Regions from separate parts of the Homo sapiens genome. Here region 2 is linked to region 1. A link is a loop called in an ENCODE intact Hi-C map of the cell type or tissue named here. Cell type or tissue: sigmoid colon. All regions are shown on one strand. Each heading gives the region's core, and the rest is flanking DNA. Links, peaks and the distances in the headings are about the cores only.

What was found. A loop is a pair of places that touch in the nucleus more often than their neighbours do. Peaks named below come from ENCODE experiments on the same cell type or tissue, not always from the same donor. Only the 100,000 strongest peaks of a DNase experiment are listed, where the experiment ranks them.
Region 2: it touches region 1 in a loop (2.6-fold over the local background); 1 of 110 quality-filtered maps calls a loop at or near these places.

The regions. Positions count from the first base shown.
Region 1 is chr2:66,577,775-66,585,832 of GRCh38, reverse strand. All of the region lies in intron 1 of LINC01798 (long intergenic non-protein coding RNA 1798), which reads right to left. Among named protein-coding and RNA genes, the nearest start is that of LINC01798, 7.8 kb to the right of the region's middle. RefSeq lists an enhancer at 5,990-7,599. In sigmoid colon, for the core only: no CTCF peak of the experiment used is centred there; DNase peaks (open chromatin) are centred at 4,062 and 4,662; H3K4me3 peaks cover 2,500 bases; H3K27ac peaks cover 1,180 bases; H3K27me3 peaks cover 277 bases.
Region 2 is chr2:66,980,988-66,989,045 of GRCh38, reverse strand. The region is part of intron 1 of LOC105374785 (a long non-coding RNA gene); the gene reads left to right. Among named protein-coding and RNA genes, the nearest start is that of LINC01628, 63 kb to the right of the region's middle. In sigmoid colon, for the core only: no CTCF peak of the experiment used is centred there; no DNase peak of the experiment used is centred there.

The DNA of each region.
Region 1 (8,058 bases), core at 3,436-5,935:
GACTTGGCAAGGTATGGCCCATGCGTTGTGTGAAATAGTGCAGGTGTCAGTTGCAACAGAGTCACCATTGTCCTCCTGTAATGAAGTCAGTTTAAACAGCTAAGTGTCTGAAAGTGAATCCCAGTGTCTGGTGTCCAGAAGGTCAATTATCGCAGGGTGTTAGACCATTGGGATTGCATTACTACTAACCAGGGTGCTTTAGTTTTTGTTTTTAATAATGCAATGCTAGTCTGTACTAATAAAGAGAACATATTACAGCAAATATTGAATCAGACATTGTGATACCATGACAGATCTAAATTGCCACAGTTTATACAGAGTCCACAAAACAACACTGACCATGAATTATACAAAGCATTTTATATACAATTTCCATCAAATTCCAGACTTTTGTTTTAGAGGAATTTTACTTGAAACAAGTGGATATGTCCTAAATTTTTTTTTCTATTTAATACATATATTCTACCTCTTGTAATAATTGCTACAGACAACTCCCAATTTTTTTGTGGTGAGGGGAATTAATATTGAACTACCACATGCTTTAATTTTTTCCAGATAACTTCCAGAAAATATATTTTACCTCATATAAGATTTTATAGGCATTTACTTGGATTTTCACATTTGTGTTTGTTATTCTTCAAAGATATTTCCTCCTAATATGAAAATTTTATTATTTTTGAAATTCTTCATGTGACAATGAAACAGGCATTTTCTAACACACAGAGCTAATACCACCTTGATGGGAAAATTATATTAAAATGGTATATTGTTATGTATACAAATGCCTATTAAACTAAAGTGTTGTATATTTTGCTGAATTTTACAAAATAATTCATCACTCCTTTTAAAGTCCTACTTTTTCCTTTAATGAATTTTGTTTCATTTATGGCAAACCTAATTATTTAAAACTAACAAACATGCATTGAAATATTATGGAAGTGGTGTTTGAATTATATATTTCAAAAGATTTTTAGAATATTTTCTTTATTTTAATCTAGGGGTGAATAAATATATTTCTTTGTTGCAAAATTGGAGAAACTACAGCACTTAGCATTTCTGGGCATTAACTCTTATTGCCTAGGCACCAAAAGTTGGTTTAAAAATGCTAAAATTATTTAAGGTTTTAAACTTTCTTTATAGAGTTCTAAAAGGACAGTAAATAGATATATATATATATATATATATATATATATATATATATATATATATATATATCTTTTTCCTTGCCAGGCATATTTAGATAAATCCAGCTGATTTAAAAATTAACTTTTTAGAACTTAACTTGATAGTTACAAATGTTTTAATTTTTGGAAGCCATTACATGTTCATTTTCCTTTCAGCGTTAATTATCCATAATGATCTCCACTTATCATATACTCTGGAGAAAACTATATTTGTTTACATTTTCCAGTGCTTTTTAAAATAAAAATAGTTTTCACTATTAACAATAATGAGAAGGCTTTTCAATTATTAAAATCTTGGCATTTTTGAAGATTTGTCTCAGGCTATTTTAAATAGAAAGTTCTAATGTGAATAAAACTGTTACATAAATTCCCCAAATAATAGCTTAATTACTTATAAACTCTGGAAACAATTAGTTCATCATCCTTTGAAGTGAATAAGGCAACTTGCCAGGCTGCGAGCAAAAACGCTTGTCACTTTTTCATGTAATGAGCTTAGTTTCTTTTTGTTATTTTAGATTATTTTGAAAAGGAAACTCGGAGGAATACACTTTAATGTTCAAAAGATTAAAAGTTGAATCACTCACTTCATAAATAGCCTCTGCAACAACACTTAATAAAGTACCGAAAGAAATATTGAAGGCTCTGAAGGTTATAATTTATGTTCTTATGGAAATCATTGGAACAGATAATCTGGTTCAAAGATAAAGTTGTGCTTGAATGACACCAATATTGTAAAAGATTGACGAGGATTGTCCTCTCTTTCAGCCTCATAATACCATCCTTCACACAAACCACCAAATTACAGGAGCAGCCCCTTCTCTTCCCGCTCGCAGCTGCTCTTCACTTTCTCGCCTTACCTTCCTCCCCCATCTGCTACTTCTTGCTGTCTCTAGGTCTCCATCTCCCCACACGCACCTCCTTCTCCCTCGCCCCACGCGTCTGGCTCTCCCATCTCCCCTGAACCCCTCTTTTTCATCGCAGTTCTTCACTGTCAGGTGTTTCCCCCCGACTCTGGCCAAACAGATCAAAGGAAGTTCTGCATGTAAGTGGTTATTGTGAGACTGAAACACTGTATGTCTGAATATTATCCAAAAAATGAGGAAGAAAATAAGAAGATCGGAAGAGGATGCTGACTGACTTCGTCTTGGCAGGTTCCGGATCTGCCTGAGTGGTCGCAGAGTGCAGGTGGGGAGAGCAGTTCTGGGAGGCCGCCCCCTTAAAGGCCAGCCGGTGACTATGATTGCAGCCAGGGCGTCAGGTGGAACCTACACCTGAGGCCGCCAGCTCTCTTCCGACCTTGGCGGTCAACGAGCAAGGTCATCTTTAACTCCATCACCTGGCCAGGGGGGTGTTTACCTGGCTCCCAGAGAGAGAAACCGAGGGCCAAGAGAGGCGGGCATGTCCCAAGGTGCCAGGAGGGCTCCCCTTGGGGTCCATCCGGCTGGGGAGGACCCATGCCAGATCCGGGACAGTAAACTTTTGGACCATTGTGCATATTTCAAAATGATATTAACATACTTCCTATACTGCTCCCCTACTGGAAGTCATAATTACAACTCACCCTTCTCTTTGTCCACCAGAATCGCTTTGAGCAGTCCCAGCAAGTCAACCTACTTTGGGCATGCGTTTTGCATTTTGCAGTGCCCCCATCCCTCCCCAGACCTATATGTCAAGGAATAGGGAGCTGAGACATGACACGTTAATGTTTTTAACAGGGGATGCTCTCTGCTCCCACAGAAAAGGAGGGAGACCCTGAGGAGAGGGCGGCCGAGAGGGAGAGGGAAGGAATCACGGCGCCACTCCTGCGGAAATTCATATTCCGTGTATGTTCCTCCGTCACCTGAAATAAATCCTGCCGGCCTACCCACACAGACCCAGCAGCACTTATTTATTTGCATGTCATGCTTATAATATGGTAGAAAGCAAGACGGATCTTCGAGGAGGGGAGGGGATGAGGCTCACCCTTCAGGCTCACTCTCTTAAATAAAAAAGAATTGACCGGCTGGGCGCATAAGAATTTATCTTGAGTTTGTGGTCATTATCTCTATTATATAGCCCCGGCAATAAATAAATCGGGTAGTTACTACCCAACAATAAAACTGTAGTGTATGGGACACCTTACTATTACTTTCTTAATAATCTGCCGTTTCTTTCACTTTAAATCTTCCCAGTCATGTCTTCACACTCGTCTACAAGGATCTATCTTCACCCCTTGAGGTACCAGACCGCTCGGATCATTTTTATATGTTGTGAACACAATAAGTTTTCCTGCCTAGACTTTCTGTTTTTCCTCCTATTTCTAGGCTGCCTAATCTGCTTCAAGACAAAGGGTCGGCCCAGATCAAATGTGTTTTTTCCTCCTCTCTATTTCAATCACGTTGGGCGTCCAAGTTAATGAAGATCGCCCTACATGCGGCAGCCAGCTACGGGGCCGCTAGGAAAAAGGGAGCAACGCAGGGTCCAGGAGACCCAGTCCCGGGAAGATGATCTGTGCTTCCGCGGTGGGCACGCCCTTGGGCGCGCGCGGGGTCCAAAGGCCGAGTTGGAGAAGCCCTGCCTAGGGTAGTTCTACCTCTCAAGACCCTCAACCCTATTCTTGATTGTGTGTGTGCCCATGGAGGGATTTCTGGGGGTCTTGACCCCTCCTACTTCTCGCAGCTCGCCCCCTGACCCGGGCACAGCGCGCTACCCGCGGACGCAAGCGCGAGCAGCGTGGACCCGCCAGAGAAGTCGGTCCTCGCTCAAGTGCGGGCTCCCCTGCGTCCGCGGTCATTAAAACCTCACGAGGGGGGCTCGGCCTAGGGAGCAGACGCATGGGTAGGAGTTGGGGAGGGAGGCGTCCTGAAAGGTTCCCAGACCCGCGGGCTGGGGAGAGAGCCTCTGCGCTCACACCTGGGGCTCGCCTCCTGCGCGCAACTGTTAGTTACGCGGCTCCCACCCCAGTTCCTACTGGCAGCCAGGCGGGAGGCGCAATCTGTTCGGAGCCAGAGCCTTGCAGAGCCCCAGGGCCCCCAGCCCGCGGGGAGAAGGAGCCTAGCCGACGTCCGGCCGGCGCCTTCCAAAAGCAGCTCCACATTTGCTTTCACGCCAGCGCGGAAAGTGACCCGTCCCCGCAAAGCGGACAGCAAATGACCGCCTCATCCGCGGAGCCACCCCGGCAGGGCGTCTGGGGAGGTGCGCGGGGAGACGAGAAAAGGGACAGTGGGGCGGCGGGGAAAGAAAACAAACAGACCTGCATCGCTCCCCCTTTTGTCTTTACACTGCTTATCTCAAGAAATCAACTCAACAACACTCAACAACAACAAGCTGCCACCAAGCTTGTTTTTGTTTGTGTGACTTAGATCACAGATAGAACTAGGGACCAAACCTCCAAGTGTGTGTGTGTGTGTGTGTGTGTGAGAGAGAGAGAGAGAGAGAGAGAGAGGAGAGCCGCAGCGAGGCTACTGATGGTGAAGGGACGGTGAACTTCTCACCTTTCTTCAACTCAGAACAACACGTCCTTTAAAAAAATTCCGCACCGCCGAGTGTGTGAGTGTATGTGTGTGTGTTTCGCTGTTAATTGCATTTTGCTGGGATGATCTTTTACGACTCGAAAACAAGCAGCTGGGAAAATATTCACGTTTGGGACAGAAAACATTTTTTATTTATATCTTTGACATTTAAAAGAGCAGAATTAATTTGTCCTGTCTACATTAGCATTGAGAGAAAGTTTCAGAAATCTACCCGGGGGGAAAGGGAGGGGGGGAAAAGAAAAAGAGAAAAAAGAAAGCGAAGAAAGGAAAAGAAAAGCTAGGCTTGGTTTTTCTTATTTCAGATCTGTAATCAATCATTGAAATAGGAGGCAGCAAAACTGTAAAGATTCGATAGATTAAAATGCAAATGAAAGGTAGAAAAAGAAACATTAACATGGCGATCAAAGATTTAATAACCATAAATCAAGTTTTTTTTCTGTTGCAGCTGCAGTTTGTGTGTTTATGTTTTAATCATGTTCGTTCCATAAATAAATAATTTTGAAACGAGACTAATTTTTCATTATTTTAACAGTGGGCTACAACACTAAATATTAAAAATAGAAAGAGTATATGATGCAGATCCCCAACCAAATAAGAGAAAGACTTGTGTTGATTGGTTAAAATCAAGGGGTTTCAATTTTATGTTTTGAAAATCAGAGTATTATGCTAAAAAATTCTATCTTAACTGACAAAGCCCAAAGTTTTATTTTCTCTTTAATATTTTATGTTAACGACAAGATACCATTTATATTAAATATATGCATGGCTACGTATCCATTCCAGTCTGAGCATTTTCAAAGAACGGAAGTGTCAGAATATTAAATAATACAAACATATATTATTTCAAAGTGCCTTGACAGAATTTCTGGAAAATAATACTCTTTAGGATAATCTGCCTTCCAGAGAAAAAAGTGATGGTTCAACACAGTTAAAACTTTTCTAGCTTTATTATTAAAGTTATTTTTCCAAGGGGGAATATTTTAGCCGTTTGTTTTATTATTCAATTTAAGGTTTTATGTCAATGTGTCAAATTATCAGAGCACACTCTAAGTACTCATTTTCTCAACTATAATGAAAACTTTTCATTTAGATCTTTTTATGTAAAACATTAATTTATATCGTTAATTTAGAAGTATCTAGAACTTAAAAAATAAAACACCTGAACTTAGTTTCTCTCTCTCTCTCTCTTTCTCTCTGTCAACATCTTATTAACATAGAGAGGACATACATTTTCAGAAAATTTGAAACTTTTTTTTTCTGCTAATACAGACTTGCAATGTTTAAAATAAGCTTTTTGCTTAATTCTGCTTTTGAAGGAATGATTCCCCCTAGTATACTAAAATGATGGGTTAGAATTGTTTCAATTTCTCCTCTTTCCACAAATGATCACCAAATATGGAATACATATTTCCTTTCTGAAACCTTTAAGTTAAATGTGAGCTAAGTTTATGTCCACTCGCCGCCCCCCGCCCCCCCCCCCGCAGCCGAACAATCACGTTTTCACTGTGACAGTCCAATAATGCATTTAGTTTAAAATTACAATTACACTTGGACCTTTTCTCCTTTGTATTTTTTCATTTACTTCAGTGCAACAAGATGACTTGATTTCCATAGGATTACACGAACTCTATTCAGTGTTACTGGGATATTTCTGCTCAACTAAATGCTTGCCTTAATAGACAAATGAACTTCTTTTTATTTGCTGGAGTTTGTAGATGGTTTTAGATAACAGTGTGCAACTGATTTAGTTATTGTTGTTGTGAGAATCGAACAGCCACAAAAGTCATTTCTCTAAACTGAAGAGATATGACTCTGTAAAAAGGAGAAGCAAGGGCAGAATCATGGGGAATTATTTCAGTTTATAGCTATTATTAATTAAACTGGATGTGGTTTTATTCTGATCTTTTAGTACCGACCTTGTTAAAAGCTCCCAGCTACCTGCCTTTTTCCCCTCATCCCCAATTTTTTTTCTATTTATTAGGACTCATGTGGATTGGGATTGCCTTTTCTGTATTATATTACCAAGCAGTTACAGTGTAAAATCTCATGCACCTTCAGACGATCGCACCCCTCCCAGGGGGAAAAAAAAAAAAGAAATGCTTTTTTTTCATTCAGTTTTAGCATCTTGTTTCGTTGAAATGCAAGACAGGTACTTGATTTAGCATTTAAGCAAAAGGTTACACAAACCGCGTTTTAGAAAGTGTTGGGATGTCCGACAGGGTCAGCCCTAGATCAGATCATTTTTTGAATGCAGACCTAAAGATAATGAGTACTTGTTGTATTAAAGGGGACAAACAGTACTTTGGCTTCCTCTGACCCCAGAATGCACGGCTCGGTTTCATTGATCATCCTCCTTTATGAGATAATGCAATTACAAACATCAATAAGGGGCTGCAAGGGGAATCATTATGCGGTGACAGTGATAAATGACGGTGCAGAAATAGCATGCTTTTCCCCCCTAACAATCCAGGAGCCCAGGGGCTCCGGGGGCTGAACACAGTCGCCAAGGAAACAGATGACATCCCAAACGGCACCAAAAGAAAAAAAATGAACAGTCTTTCTTTGCCTTTCACTCTTTTCCGTCTTCCAAAGAGTTAGTTTTGGCTCAAGCAGCAGCTGCTACACAAGGCATTTCGTTATTTCAAACATTAAAGACTGGAACGGGCAGTGGGAGTCTCCTCCCCTTTCATCCCCACCCCCACTAGATAACACACAAAGCTCGCTGTTCACAGTTTAGGACTACCTGAAAATGCACGTCTCAAAAATCAGATTGGGATGGGGTGGAGGGGCGTCGGGAACGTGGATTTGCACAGCCCTTGCGTTGTGTTTCCCCTGCTTTTGTCCAGTGGAAACTGAGTCTCCAGAACAAGCTGGCGCCTCGCGGGTCGGCCAGTAAGGGAACGGGTGCGCGTGGCTCGCCTCCATCTCCCCGCAGTGCCAGACGCTGCTCTGTGCCAAGGCGGGGGCTGAGGAGCAGGCGACTGCTGGGGGTGTTTGCTGCTGTGCTGGGTTTCTTTGGGATGGAGTTATCAATGGGCGCAGAGATCGTCCCTAAATCGAGAAATCTGGTTCTTTAAAGCCTCAGGGTGCCCTCAGCAAGCGGCTTCAAAAGGGCCTCACTGAACATTCCCCACCCCACCCATGCCCAGAAAGGTGGGCGAGGTAGATGGGCGCAAAAAGGCGTCGGGCTACCAGACTTCTGCGACGGCCCTGAGGCAGCGGGGGACTAGGAGAGGGGCAGAACCTCTGGACACTAGGTGGAGAAGGGGAACTTGCCACTTTGGGGGAGGGGAGGAGGAAGAAAGAGTACTGAGATGTGAGGGAGGCCTAGGAAGAAAGGCAGAGGGAGGGGAGAAGGAAAG
Region 2 (8,058 bases), core at 2,919-5,418, 400 kb before region 1:
GGGAAGAAGTCACGTGCAAGTGCTTAGTAAACAGGAAGAACAGGGGTGTGACAATCGCTAAGCGCTAAGGTATTTTGTTTCATCCTGCGGATTGAAAATGAACATCGTGAACCTTCGCAATTGTGAAGAAAATACTTCTATTGATAAGGACAGAGAATACTATTGAGAGAGAGAGGGATTAAAGGAGACAGAGTACTATGAAAACTGCACATAAGAAATCCATTTTAGGCCAGGTGCGATGGCTCACACCTGTAAGCCCAGCACTTCGGGAGGCCGAGGCAGGCAGATCACCTAAGGCCAGGAGTTCAAGATCAGTCTGCCTAACATGGCAAAACCCTGTCTCTACTGAAAATACAAAAATTAGCCAGGCGTGGTGGCAGGCGCCTGTAATCCTAGCTACTTGGGAGGCTGAGGCAGGAGAATTGCTTGAACCGGGGAGGTGGAGGCTGCAGTGAGCTGATATTGTGCCACTGCACTCCAGCCTGGGCAACAAGAGTGAAACTCCGTCTCAAAAAAAAAAAAAAAAGAGAGAAATGAAATTGAGAGACTATGCCTCGGCTTATCCTAAAAAACCTTGGAAATTTCTGAGGGCAAGCATCTGATACATTTTCTCATACACTGGCTTCTAATCTGAGTAAGCAATGCCCCAAATGGCACCTGATCTGGTAGGTTTCATTAGATCTAGCCTCTTAGCCTGATTGGCTTGGTTTTCCTTTATAAAGTCAGCAACGATGAGTTCTTTGGAAAAAAAAAAAAAGAAGAAGCCCCTCTGTAATATCCTACCCCACTGCTACCCAGCCGTCTGCCAACACTTTAGAACCAGTTGGATCACCACACCTTTTCTACCGCACTAGAAAAAGAGTTCTCATGTTTTCAGGGAGCCTAGGTTCTTAGTTTGGCCTCCTATGCCATGACAGGGAGATTTTTCTGAAGCTCCCAGGGTCTCAAACAATTTTAGCTCTATAGCATACCCTGGTTTCACAGGCACACACACAAAAAAGTGATTTGCTTTTCCTTGTCCATGGCATAAATCATGAGATATCACGTAATCAACGAAATAATCTTAATCAATGCTTCACCGTCTGGCTTTCCATAACAATTCTAACTCCCCGTTGATGTTTTCCATCTTCCCTTCTGTTAGACCAGATGGTGCATGTTCTAGCCTCTTTATTATCTTTTTCTGACCATAGTACTCTGTCCAAAGATTGTTGTAAGAAACCTCTTGTGCTGTCAGCAGCAGTGGCTCTGTTCTGCCTGTGATACATCAGGATAATTCAGGCAGCCTTTGCTAATGACTCCCCATTTCTAAATTCAAGCTTTTTTCCAAAGTCACTTTCTGACTAGTCCATAATTGTTTGATAACACAACCACTTTGATCTTCACGTATCCATTGTAAGCTTTCTTTTCCAGGTAGCAGCAAAGTCCAGTGGGAGTACTTCCCAGCTGGCATGATGCTTTCTCACTAGAAGAGTTTGCAATCAGCATCCACCCAAAATCACAAATGTCTTCTTTCTTATTAAGAAAGGAAAAAGAGTCATTATACCTCCATGCTGAAAAAGTTAGACCAGTAGATTTTTCTCACATACATCACAGTTGAATTATATTAATCTTCCTAGACAACTATTTTCCATTTGTTTTTATGTATAAGCTATAATGCATATGAAAAAAAAACCCTTGAAATAACTGACATATCTGAATATCAGTGGCACAGTGGCTCAAAAAGAAGATGATGGTGAGTCAATTAAATCTGTGGATGATTTTAAATATTAATAGCAACAATCAAACCTATACTTTTCCTGCTCTGTGTGTATATTTGTGTATGTGTTTAAAACTATCAGCACAAAATTAATTCCCAGATAGCAATATCCTCTCTCTAGAAGTCATTTTAAAAATGATATCCCCAAACAAGCTGTTTTTCTGGAGTTTTTGCTGATCTCCTCAAAACATAAATTCACATAATACAATGGGTAGGAAATATAATTGATATATTAAGTTGAAAGAAAACATCGGTATCTGAAGTCCAAAGAATACACATCAGTCACCAAGTCGATAGATATGCTCACTTGCCATCATTTTTCTGTGGTATCTGACAGAACTGAATATCACAGTGTGGAAAGATTTTATCAGAAAAGTTTTTCAATTTGTTCTTTAGGAAGATAGATCTGCAAATATTCCCTTTATTCCTAATGATTATAGAATGTAAATCTTGTTATAACCCTATTTCATGTACATTTTATCTCAGGATAAGGTAGATTTCCTTTTAGGCAATTTCTTTTTTGTTTGTTTGTTTTTCTCTGACCAGCAAGCACAATATATGCTTGGTCCTTGGGTTAAGATGAAGCCCAAAAATTCAAACTTTGCATGCTGTGACCATCTTACCATAGGGACATATTAGCTGTATTGTCTTACCCAAACAGTGTCTGTCACATTTCCAATCTGACTACATGTAAAGAATTTCCTGTAGTTCCCATAATCAGTATTTGAATCTTAAAGCATCTTCCAAACCACACACACACACACACACACACACACACACACACACAAGGTATAGTCACCAGGCTATGGTCGAAGCTTCTCATTTTCTACTTATCCACATGACCTTAACTTATTTACCTAAGGAAAAATAGCAACCAGGATTGGGTTTTTTTTTTCCTCTCTAGAAATTTAGGACAATACTATAGAATGTAATTTTATACCAAGCACTGTATCAATAGAGGTTAATGTGATTAAACATCTTTCCTAAGCCTTAGTGAAAACTTTACATGATTCTTACTTTACTGGTGAGGTTTCTAGGATTTGGGACATTTTTAGCTCCTTCTTTTCTGTTCAAGAGGAGAAATGGAAATGTTTCATTGTGCAATTGATTATATTCTTGTTCTCCAAGTGCATGCTGCCTGATGATTTGCATGTGGGGGCAGCCAGAAGGTCTCTGAAACATTTCCCTATAAAACCGTTTTGTTGATAAGCTTTCCCATAAGCATGGCTGAGGAAAATGGGTCAGATTATATTTCTGAAGCTGTTTAAAGAAACATCTTCCAAATTGAGCAATATACTCTAGGCTTTCATAAAGCATCTGAAGTGTTCAAGTTTTCCTCAAGTCAGGCCTGAGAAAAATCCCAAATTTCTCCCCTTTCTCCTGCTCTTCCCAATACCTGAACATGGCCTTCATCCTGCGCAAACTTTATTATCTCACCTAATTACAATAGGTGCTCTTTCAAGGACGGGGGCATGGTTATTGTCCTTCTTTATTTTCTACATATCACAAAGTGTTATTAGATATAATCTCTCCATTTTTATTTCAAGCAGAACAAAATCATTATTAATTAATTTGCAAAGACTTCTAAAGGTTTTTTAGACATGGTCTCCAGGTTGTTTTTATCATTCCACATCTTTTACACTTTTCATGATTTCATTGCTACTTCGAATAGAAAGCAAAGCTGAATTGAGAAATTTAGCTGGAATCTCTATTGCTGCAAATTGTGCAGAGTCCTAATGTTCTGTTTAATATATTCCTTTGGAATCTTGTTTCTTGTGAGGATTTTATTCCCTCTTGCCATACTTGCTGCCTGTGAAAACTGAGCTTCCAAATTCAGAAGTAGGGTGGGTGTTACGTTCCTCAATAGGAATCTCATGGAATGGTGTGTGACGTGATTCTGACAAGGATGGTTGATTTCAACTTCATTCAAAATTAGTTAATGCTAACTTATTTGTGCCTAGTGAACATAGGTGTTCATTTCATTTTTTTTCATTCATTCATGCATTTACTAATTTAATATTTATGAAATAAGTCTCTATGTGATAATCCTTTTGTAGGCTCTTGGGATACAGGATAATTAAGATATAGTTACTGGCCCCAAGAAACACATAGTTTAGATGAAAAGACCACACCTAAATGACTAAACATAAGTTTATGAGAGCAGGGATTTTTCAGTCTTAATAAACAGCTGTCATAGTACCTAGAAGTGCCTGGTACATCAAAGGCCCTCAGTGAATATTTGTTGAATAAACCAATGACTAATATGACATAATGATGGCAGAGGCTTAGTCTATCTTTTCACTGTTACATCCCCAACACCTAGAACAATGCCTAGTTTGTACAAGGAATTCAATTGTACAAGGAATTCAATAAATATTTAGCACTAGCTATGGGACTGGCATGTGATTGGTATGATGATGATGATGATGATAACAATGATAATAAAGAAAACATTAACACTTACTATGTGTCAGTACTTGCACCACCTCTCAAAAAATTATTTAATCTTCGTAACCGTCCTATGAGATTGAAACTGTTACTATTCCCATTTTCAGGTGAGAAAAAGTTAGGTAAGCCATGCATCTAAGGCACACAGCTAGAATTACGGAGCTGAGATTTGAAAGTAAATGATCTGCTTCAACAACACACCCTCTTCAACACTTTGCTACATGCTCAATGCATGTCTGTTCAATTGACTTATCTTCAACTACAGCCAGGCTTTTGAGAGTCAAGAATAACAGGTTAACTGGTCTGAATGTTATTCTCTTGTTTTGTTTTTTTTTTTTTGACAAATCTCCTCAAAACATAAATTCACATAATACAATGAGTAGGAAATATGATGGATATATTAAGTTGAAAGAAAACATTGGTAGCTAAAGTCCAAAGAATACGCATCAGTCACCAAGTGGATAGATATGCAACTTGCCACCATGGACTATGTTACTCATATTTTTCTAGCACTTCACTGCTTGAACATATAGTACTCCATGGAATCCTCACTTACTGAACGTAGTTTTTGAGAAATATTTTAGAAGGGTAACTCTACCTATGGTTTGTAAAAGACGTCAAAGGAGGAAAAAACTAACACCAAGAGAGCAAGAAAGATTCCTGAGGAAAAGTCTGAATAATGGGGACTTCTCTGAACCAAGAAGATGTTTGTAGGAGTAGAGCTAATGTGCTCAATAATATGTAGAGATTGCCTAGCTATGGCCAGTAAAGGAGAAAAAGATCATGTCAGTGGTTGAAGCACTACTAAGGGACCGGAGGTACTATTTACTGAAAATTTTAAAAAGTATCCCACCACATAGTTTGGCAAACTACAGTCCATGGACCTGATCTGGTCGACCACTTATCTTTATAAACAAAGTTACACGGAAACACAATCACATCCATTGGCTTACATATAGTCTATGGCTTCTGTCCTGTTACAGCAGCATTGTTCAGTAGTTGCAATAGAGACAATATGACCCACAAGCCTCCAATGCTTTCCCTGCTTACTATCTTAGATTCCATGTGCATGTCCTTTATCCACTTTTTTTTTTTTTTTTTTGAAACAGAGCCTAGTTCTGTTGCCTAGGCTGGAGTGCAGTGATAGGATCTTGGCTGACTGCAACCTCCGCCTCCCAGATTCAAGCGATTCTCCAGCCTCAGCATTCCGAGTAGCTGGGATTACAGGTGCCCACCACACACACCCAGCTAATTTTTGTATTTTTAGTAGAGATGGGGTTTCATCATGTTGGTCAGGCTGGTCTCAAACTCTGAATCTCAAGTGACCTGCCGGCCTCGGCCTCCTAAAGTGCTGGGGTTACAGGCATGAGCCACTATGCCTCTAGTGGCAGCAAGAGCCCTCTATCTGTTCTTGAAAGGGTGCAAGGATATTTCAAAATGTTCAATTAATTAATCGACGTTGCTGAACTCTGAAACTGAGATAGACTTGCTTTCAAAACAAATCCCCTGATAAATAAATTATGCATATAGTAACCTCACCTAGGCAGAGTCCCAAGGCACCCACCTATAATTGAATCAATTTAGTTCACTGCTACTCAAAAATATTTATTTAACACTTTTCTCATGGCTAAATGGGCAGTGATAAAATGAGTAAAGGCAAAGGTGATAGTTCGGTGGATACAATAAAGTAGTAGTTATAACCTCACTGAGATGTTAAAGTGGTCAGACACAAGGAATTCCACCAAATACAGCCCATTTTTCTTCTCCTACAATAACTTCAGGTTTCTTCTTTTCTTTCCTCTTTACCTACCCCTTAAGGCCACCTTTAAGTGCTGCTTTCTCTGAATGAAGTGGAGTGAAAACAGCACTTCTGTGGGAAGCCAGTGACACATACTGGCTCTCTTTGGTCACTTCCTGGATGATATTACTTGCTAAACCATTTAGTTTTTTTGACATTCCTTGTTTTTTCTCTTAAGTGGTGATAATTTCCTACAAGTTGAATGGAAGGAGGAGTCCTACTTTTCTCAGAGATCATTTCCAGGTCTAAGAGCTCTCTTTCTAAGGTTTTGGCTTCATTTGGACACCTCACAGCTCTGACTCCTTCTGAAAAGTTACATGTACATTCATACCTTATGTAGTAGCTGGATGTGTCCCCCACAAGATATGTCCACCTGGAACCTCAGAATGTAACCTTATTTGAAATGAGGGTCTTTCTGGATATAATAAAACTCTAGATTAGCATGGGCCCTAAACCCAAGAATAGGTGTCCAGATAGGAGACAGAAAAGAAGACACAGGGAAGAGGCCAGGTAGAGATGGAGCCAGAGACTATTGTTATGTCTACAAGTCAAAGAGCACTAAGGACTGCTGATAGCCACTAGAAGCTGGTAGACGGGCATGGCACAGATTCTCCCTCAGAGCCTCCATAAAGGTACCCACCTGTCCAACACTTCGATTTTTTTTTTTTTTTTTTTTACTTCTGGACTTCAGAACTGTGAAAGAATAAATTGTTGTTTCAAGCCACCAAATTTATGGTAATTTGTTATAGCAGCCCTAGGTAATCAATACACTTTATTATATAATTTGTCTTCTAATTCTCGATGCTCCTAAAAATTGGGATCATTGCTATGTGCCATACTTTCTTTCTGTCTTAGATTGCTACGATGTTTTTGGAAATTTTACAATGGGTTCTTTGTTAAGTAACAAGTCACAGATCTTGAGAAAACACAATCACCCTCCCCTCAACTTTTTAGAATTTAATGTGAGTTCTGCATCTGCCAGAAAATACATTTTTTAAGCTGAAAATAATTTTTTGAAAAATATATCCCAAAGCTTCTATTAGAAACTTTTAGAGATATATGCCAAAAAAAAACGAGCTGCAGACAAAGATATAACTGTTTTTAAAAATCCTATTCTAGCATATTAAACACACACTTACTTTCAATATAGACAATTAATGCCATCTGCTTTACTTTTGGACTCTAAAACCACATGATTTGTGTGTTCAGATAATTTTCCCCCTTGGAATTAGGGTTTTAAAATAAGGTGTCTTCCCTTTCAAAAAGTAGCTGAATGAATCACTGGCTTTATTTTGGAAATCAAATGTCTAGCATTTATGAATTTTAACTCACATTTATTAGTAAAATTTCATCAATTACGTAATGGATTGCTAAAATGTCACTCTTATGCTTCACTCTCAAAGTAACTACATGCTATATGCTTAGGAAAATATCATATAATTATAAAGTGATTCTGGGTTCTAGTAGATTACTCAGTAATTATACTTAATACTGTAGTTCCAATAGTGATTACTATGAAAGCTCATTACAAAAAGCAGAAACAGTCACATATGTATTCTTAATTATATCTGCCACAATAGAAGTTAATGTTAATTGAAGTGATTTATAGTTAGTATGGTAACTCAATTAAAAATATGTACTTGTAGTGATAACCAACCTTTGAAAGAACAAAGTGTCAGATCAGTACCAGAAAACTTAAAGGAGAGTCACCTTGGCCTAATTCTGTTTGGTTTTATTTACTTGGGAAATGCTTCTAACATTCTCGTTCTATGAGCTTATTGTTCTTATCTTCCCAGCATCAAGGACAGTACTTGGCATCTGGAAGTACAGTACCTTGTGTGTACTAAATAAATGAATAAATAACTTGAAATATTTATTATAATCCATACACAATTTGATGATGAGATCCGTCTGAAATTATTCATAAGTGGATTGTAAGATTCTAAGTTGGTGCTTTTAATATTTTGGGGTCATTGGCCCCCGTGGAACTATGGTATGAAAGCTCTTGCTCTTCCTTAGTAAAATGTGTGTAAACACAAAGTTTTGCAAATGCTTT